Linked DNA regions of Homo sapiens: region 1 is linked to region 2. Evidence: chromatin contacts called from ENCODE Hi-C or POLR2A ChIA-PET data. All regions are on one chromosome and are shown on one strand. The core of a region is the stretch at or near the end of the contact, and the rest is flanking DNA. Distances in the headings are between cores, read along the strand shown. Region 1 overlaps EVL (Enah/Vasp-like). Region 2 has its middle 46 kb from the start of CYP46A1.

Region 1 (3,695 bases), core at 1,077-3,576, 380 kb before region 2:
CTGGGCCACTGGGCATCAATGAAGGACATAAGAGGTTGAAAAACTGGGAAAACATTTATTATCCAGCACCAGGAGCTTCATATTTTGAAATATACCAATGATGTTATTACACGCAAACCAAGTAGGAAAAGGACATACATTATGCTCCAAGAGCCAAAGAGAACAAGCACTTCATCCTGTGTTTTAATTCGCCCGGATTCCCACTAAGCTATGGGGTTTTCCTTTTTCTTTTCTTCAGAGTCCCACTGTATAAAGTCGATGAAGAACTACTCTGGTTGCATCAGGGCGAGGACCCTGGTATACCTTGGTGGACCCCTGGAACTCCTCAAAATATCCAGTTTGAAATCCACTGCATTCAACCCCCAAACTGCAAATAAACTTGCCTTTGACCACACATGCTTCTGTCCCACCCCCACCCAATCCAGCAGCAGGGGCACGTCTGACAAGATTTCATTAGTGAGAACCAAATGCGAAGAAACAGTCAAAATCCAGTTACTCAACCCTCTCCTCACCAGCACTGCTTTCCATGCACCTCGGCCCTCTTCCTAAAGCCTGGTCCTTTTCTGGTCCTTGGCCTGGAAAAAGTGATCTTTCATGAGGGAATGCTAGTGGAGGAACGTTGGGCGTGGCCATGGTTCTGCTCAGACTTGTCCTGTGGCCTGCACACATCCTCCCCCTCACTGGGTCTTGGTTTTGTCATCTGTAAATGTAAACCCAGTCTCATGACACCCAAGCCTCCTTCCCTGGCTCCCACTCACTGGCCCTACCCCGGCCTAGACTATCTGCCTTCTACACCAGCAGAGGCTTTGAGGGGGATTTTCTTTAAAATTCACTCCCACTATGTGGTCGAGTGCCATCAGCTTGGGGTCTTGCCTCAAGTGCCACCAGGGCCCTGCTCTCCTGGAGTAATGGGAGACGATGACACGATGACTCTAGTAAGTTCTGAGAGGACCTACAGTGGTTTAATGGAAAACTGCTGGATGTGGGGACAAAAAGAGGAGCAGCATGGGGCACGGCCCTGAAGGCCACATACCAGGCACCGGGCATCTTCGTGTCATGTGAACTGCCACGGGCCTGTGGTGTCATTCCACCTGCTGATGGAGGAGGTGACTTGCTCAGGGTCACACAGACCCAACGTAGCCCGGCTCCAGGACATGCACTCTTCCTGCTAGACCAAGCTGCTCCCACCACACTTCCAGGCACTGGAGGAGAAGAGGAGCATGTTCTCATCCTGGCTTCTCTTCCTGACTGGGTCATATCAGGAAGTGGTTTGGGCCAAGTACAAACTTCCTCCCTCTGGGGCTCAGTTTTCCTGGCTGTGAAATGAGACAGACACTGTGCTATCTCCATGGCACTGTTAAGCGACAACCAGGCAAGACACAGATGCAATGCAGGAAGGAACCAGCCCGAGTTTCACAAAACTTCAACCCTCTCAGGCCCGATGGTCCTCTTTTTATTATAATGTTTTGTAATGATCCTTGCATTATCCTGAAGTGAAATTCATAGATTACATAACCTACCTACCTAAATTCGGATATAATGCCTTACATGTACTGCAAAGGAGAGAGAAAAGAGAAGCAGTCTATAATAAAATGTGCATTACAACACATAAAGGGCCAGACCCAGCTACACTAGGAGACGGAGGCGGTCCACGCTTGCACCTACCCACAGACCCACTGGGAGTGCTGCTGCTGCAAATGGGATGTGACGAAGGGGAGGTCTATGGATGACTGAAACGTCACAGTGACGATGCTGGAGATAGGACTTTACGAAACAGAAAACAACTCTTGGTAAAGTTACAAACAAAATTAAGTATGATTTTCTTTTGACGGATGCAGTAGTCAAATTCCTAGAAAATTCAGCACATACTAAACCTGGTTAAAAAAATAAGTGCTTTTTCTTAAAACAGAGCAAGCTCTGGCTTGAGTTTTTCAACTGCATGTTTTGGTGGGACACGCAAGACAAGACTTCACTGCGCAGGATGATCCTGCACATTGCAATGTGCACCTGTCCCCGCTGTCCCCTAAATCGCCAACAGCTCTCCGTTTCCACTTTGTCTCTGGTGAGAGCTTCTTGTCTGGTCTGACACTGCCATTTCAGAGTCTAGAACATCAACACCTACAAAGAAGACAAAACGTAACTAAAGCCACATGCGAGGCAAAGGCTGAGTGGGGGCAAGAGCCTCCTCCCGGCTTGCAGGGCAGGTTCTCCCCCGACTCAAGGAAGCTCATGGACAGTCAAACTTTCTGCAGAGTTTCAGACACTGTGGCAGGGGAGGCATGTTCCCTATTCAGTTGGGATGTGGCCAAGCGGCTGCTGCTGCTACAACCACTACTACTTACTGCTAGTCACCATCACAGCCCTTCCTGCTTGTGCTAGGCTGTCTGTCTCAAATACTTCTACAGCCATCGTCCCCTTGGACTCTCATGCTGCGAGACAGACATGCCACGGATAACCACCTACATTTCACAGACGAAGAAACCAAGGTCCAAGAAAGGGAAATGAGTTGCCCAAGGCACATGCAAAGAAAGAGCACAGCCAGGTCTAGCACCCAGGTCTCTTGGTTACCTCAACACCATGACCTCTTACCAAGCAGATGACAGCTTACCCGGCACCCTGAAGGGCGCCTTGCCTGGCAAAAGACTGTGGAGGACAATCAGTACTCTGTCTTCCAAATGAGGATACTGAGGCTCGAAAATGTCACTAGACCTGATGAAGTCACACAGTCAGCAGATGGTGGGACTAGGGCAAGAGCCAGGCCTCCTGAGTCTCAGTCTGGAAGGCTAGAATTGGGGTCCCTGTTCTTAGAGGGTTGCTGAGATTCAAAAGGTGAAAAGGCTCATGCAGTTATCACACATATCCTGAGTCCCCGTGGTGTGTCGCCTCTGTACTTGTTCTAGAGAGGCAGGGATGACTGAGACAACACAGGTCCTGCTCCCAACAGGACTAGCGTGCTAGTAGGGATGCTGGTACCAAAGAGGTGTCCTGAATAAAACATGCTAAGTAGCATGATTGAGTAAACATGCAGGGCCAAGGGCACTGGCTGCAGCTGCCCAACAGGAGGCAGTAGATGGAGCAGCAAGGAGGTGGCCCTGGATGTTGGCATGACCGGCACAAGGTCTGACCCTGGGGCCCCGTGGCTCTACAAAGCCCTCTGTGAGGCCAGCTCCCATCCCTTCTTCTCCTTCAGCTACAGGAGTAGCTCCAAAAGTTAAAAAAAAAAAAAAAAAAAAAAAAAAGTAAAGAGAGGAGAAACTGGATTATATACCCCTAAAACCCTTCCTATCTTTAAATTCACTTGTGACTGCAGCTCAGCGGGGGATTATTTATCTACACATTTGATCTCACAGTGCCATGTTTCTTTCTCATGTTCCTGCAGTGATTCATCCAAGGAAACTCTTTCTCAAATAGGCACTCAGACTTCTGATAGTTCCAATAAAAATTATTATGAGGACTGGTAACTGTTATGACTATTTTTAATGCAGAACTACCTCATCCCCATCATAACGGGAGCTTTGCAGGGTTTATAAAAACCTTGCCAAGTTCTCTGAGAACTTTCTGAGGAGCAGAAAAACATCTTTTGCCCTGGGGCCCTCACACTAGTGTGGAGAGCTCCTTATTCCTTAGAATTGTCTCAAATAAACCAAGTGGCCACCTTCACCAATTAGGAGGCACAACCCAGAGAATAACTCATG
Region 2 (3,489 bases), core at 942-3,441:
CACCCAGGGCCCCCTGTCCAGCCCAGGCACCCCTGACTGACCGCTGCCTGGGTGGCCTTGGGCAACCCTCCCAGCGTCCAGGCTCCCAGCCAGGAAAGAAGCCCGCGAGGCGCATGCAGCTGCACCGGGTGTTCCTGGGCTGAGGGTGTGGGCAGCTCCTGGCTTCCTTGGGCTATCCCCTCACCTCTGGGGTGGCGGCCAAGGAGCCACTGTCATTTGGGAGGGGGCAGGGAGGTGATGGGGAGGCCTCCCAGGTTCAGGCTCCTGGGCTCAACAGCAGGGGCAAGGGCCCCAGGGACAGCCCACCGCACCCTCTGCCCTCTGGCCCTGAGATGGGGCAGGCCGCCACCTCTCGGAGCCTCGTCTGTAGCACAGGGGCCTGGAGGTACAGGAAAGCTGGCTCAGGGTTGGCCGTACAGCGCGCCCAACAGTTGACGCTCATGGCCAGCACAGTGTGACTCGAATCATCGGGGATCCTCACCCAGTGTCTGCCACTGGCCGATGGGCTCTTGCCCTGGGCCCAGGGTGCTCCTGTGCGGGCTGCTGCTCATGCCGGTCTCTGCCTGGCCTCGCCCTGGGCCCATGGAGCCCCATCCAGGGCAGGCTCCAAACGGGATGCAGCTAGCAGGTGTCCTGCACAGGGACCTGCAGCCTTACCCTTGGCACCCAGAATTAGCAGGCTGCCTCCCGCAGGGTGGGGGGGACCCCTCTGCCTGGCCACCCGGGGTCTGGTCCCCGCAGGGGCTGCCCAAGAAGTGAGCACCAGGTAGGTGACTATGGTTTTCTCTGGTGAGAAGGATTTACTGGGGAGAGGCTGCGTTCCAGAAGAAATGAGTGTTTTTAAAGCTCCAAGCCAAGGCAGGGCCTTGACTCTGTCCCTCCCCACCCCTGGCCCTGGATTCAGAGAAATGACCCTCCCTCCCACTGTGAGTCCCCTTCCGTCTGCCAGAAATACCCCCAGTGACTGCCGGGGAGGGTGCGGGTGGGGGTGGGGGTTATTTTTGGACATCCAGAGATGCCTGAGGCTGGAGCCCGGGGTGAGGCTGGAGCCCGGGGTGAGGTCCGGAGCCCAGGGTGAGGTCTGGGCAGATGTGAATTTAGTCACTCCAACTGACTGGACCAGCATAAGGCGCTCGGTGCCCGCTCAGCCAGGACTGCCAGGAGGGGCCGGCTCAGGCTTCTGCCAAGTCCCATCCAGAACCTTCCCAGGTGGGCAGCTAATTGCTGGGACACAGGGCATGGTCCTCTGTCTACCCACATTGGCTGTCACTGAAGCCCAGCAGAGCCACCGCCTCCAGCCCCAGCACCCAGAGCACAGAGGAAGAAAACCTCCCACCTGGCCATAGCTGGGCCAAGGCTCTCACCCCACACCCGGCAGCCCAAGGTTCCTGAAGCCACCCCCAACCCAGCCTAGGCTCCTAGGCACCCTAGAGGGCTGGGCCAGCTCAGGGTCTCCAGCCGCAGGTCGCTAGGGCAGAGGGCAGGGAGGTTTCCAAAGGTTTTCAGAGTTCAGCAGCTCAGCCCTGGGTAAGCTAGTGCCTGGGGAAGGCGGGCCCCCAGGAATGTGCAGGCTGGAAGCCTCCTGCCGGGACGCGAGCGTAGATCAAACACGTCCAGGTTTACAGAGAAGGGGACAGGCTCAGAAAAGGCTGCCACTGGCCGAGGTCACAAGAGAGGGAGTGGCAGGGCAGGGCGGGGCCCGCAGTCTCTGGAGCCGCTTAGTGAGGGCATCCCCCGGGCCTCCCCGGTGGCAGCAGCAGCCTGCACCCCGCCCGAGCCCCCCGACCCCACGCACTTCCCGCCAGAGCTGCGCGTTCCCGCCCGGCGCGCCTCCCGGCCGGCCTGCCAGCGCCCCAGACCCAGGCCCGGCTCCCGGCGAGGCCTGCGGACCCACCCGCCAAGCGACCGCTACACCCGCCCGGGGGGCCGTGCCTGCGCCCCCAGCAGCTGCCAGACCTCACCGCGCCTCGGGAGCCCCATCTGTGAAATGGGGGTGGCTATCCCACCCCTACGCCGTGGCCAGAGCTTGCCACTGCCGACCCCCGGCCTCCCCGCTGACCCCGCTTCCGGGAGCGGGGCTGGCGTCCCCTCGGCCCACCCACTCCGCGCCTCGGGACCCTCCGCGCCTGGGGCCGGCGCCGCCCGCTCGGCCTGGGCGGGAGGGCGAGCCCGAGCTCTGCGCCAGCGCGCCACCGTGCGGGTCTTCCGGGGACTGCGCCGCCTTGCCTGCAGAAAAGCCCTCCCTTCCCTGCAGGTGACAATGACCAGACTCACAGTGCCAGAGCCCGACCCTCGTGTGGACACTAATTCCCCTCCAACCCTAGGAAGTGGGTCCTATTATTTGTCCTCCCTTACAGATGGGGAAACTGAGGCCCAGGCAGGTGGGGGCAGGATTTGACCCCAGGTAGCCTTGCTGCACAGCCTTGGGTTTAATCCTATCCATCTTGCCTGGGTCCCGGGGGTCAGCTTCACCTGGACTGGCGGCACCGGCCCATGCACATTGGGATCTACTGGGAGACTTAAAAAGAAAACAGTTGGGCCAGGCGCGGTGGCTCACGCCTGTAATCCCAACACTTTGGGAGGCCTAGGAGGGTGGATCATCTGAGGTCAGGAGTTCGAGACCAGCCTGGCCAACATGGTAAAACCCCGTCTCTACTAAAAAAATATATTAAATACAAAAATTAGCTGGGCGTCATGGCACATGCCTGTAATCCCAGCTACTCCAGAGGCTGAGGAACCCAGGAGGCGGAGGTTGCAGTGAGCAGAGATTGTGCCACTGCACTCCAGCCTGGGCAACAAGAGTAAAACTACATCTCAAAAAAGAAAAAAGAAAAAGAAGAGTTTCTGGGCCCCACCCCAGAGGCTGATTCACCTGGCCCAGGTGGCTTCCCCATGCAGCATGGACTGAGAGCCACCTGCCCCTCACAGAAAGCCCAGTCTATGGAAGAGGAAGTGGCTCAGAAAGGAAGGGCAGGATGGCCCCACCGGCAGTGACAGTGGGGCTGGGGGGTTCTGGCTCTGCACTTCCCAGCCATCTGGGATTCCTGGGGCGTGCAGAAGACAAGCCCAGGCCTGCAGGGATAGGGCATGCTGAGCCTGTGGAAGGCCACTGGATGCAAAGGGCCATGGGTTCAAGTGCTGACTCCACTATGGCCCAGCTGTGGCTCTGGCCTGGACTTCCCCATCTGTGAAATGGGGCATAGTTGGCTCCTGTTTCCTGGCAGGATTTGAAGAAATCATGGTGTGAAGGCTCAGGCTCAGCAACAGACAGATATTTGCCAAATCAGGGGATGGTCAAGCCGGGAACTTGAAGTCTCTGGAGGGAGCCGATCCCTCCAGGCCCCTCCAGACAATGCTGGGTTGCATTGCTGCAGTACTGAGGCTTGGTGGCCTGTGGCCCTTTTAGATGGACTGTGAAGGAGGTGCTGTACTGTGGGGACTAGGCCCAGCCACAGCAGGAGGCAGAGGGCATGGACTGTGGGAAGCGTG

The links. Hi-C counts contacts between places; a loop is a spot of excess contacts on that map. ChIA-PET counts read pairs that join two places held with the same protein, here RNA polymerase II (POLR2A). Pooled maps may share reads with other maps.
Region 1: a loop to region 2 is called in a map of ascending aorta, with 2.4 times the contacts of the local background. The contact joins two enhancer-like sites. A Hi-C loop is called at or near these places in 1 of 168 maps with a recorded cell type or tissue (ascending aorta) and 3 of 50 pooled maps. POLR2A ChIA-PET finds 5 or more read pairs at or near these places in 1 of 52 experiments (Panc1).

Annotation. Positions count from the first base shown.
Region 1 is chr14:100,104,447-100,108,141 of GRCh38, reverse strand. All of the region lies in intron 3 of EVL (Enah/Vasp-like), which reads right to left. Among named protein-coding and RNA genes, the nearest start is that of MIR151B, 3.2 kb to the left of the region's middle. Within about 2 kb of position 2,326, at least 12 of the 41 ENCODE cell types and tissues checked have a DNase peak (open chromatin) inside an H3K27ac peak, as active enhancers do.
Region 2 is chr14:99,728,838-99,732,326 of GRCh38, reverse strand. No RefSeq gene overlaps it. Among named protein-coding and RNA genes, the nearest start is that of CYP46A1, 46 kb to the right of the region's middle. RefSeq lists an enhancer at 1-765 and a silencer at 2,087-2,206. Within about 2 kb of position 2,191, at least 10 of the 41 ENCODE cell types and tissues checked have a DNase peak (open chromatin) inside an H3K27ac peak, as active enhancers do.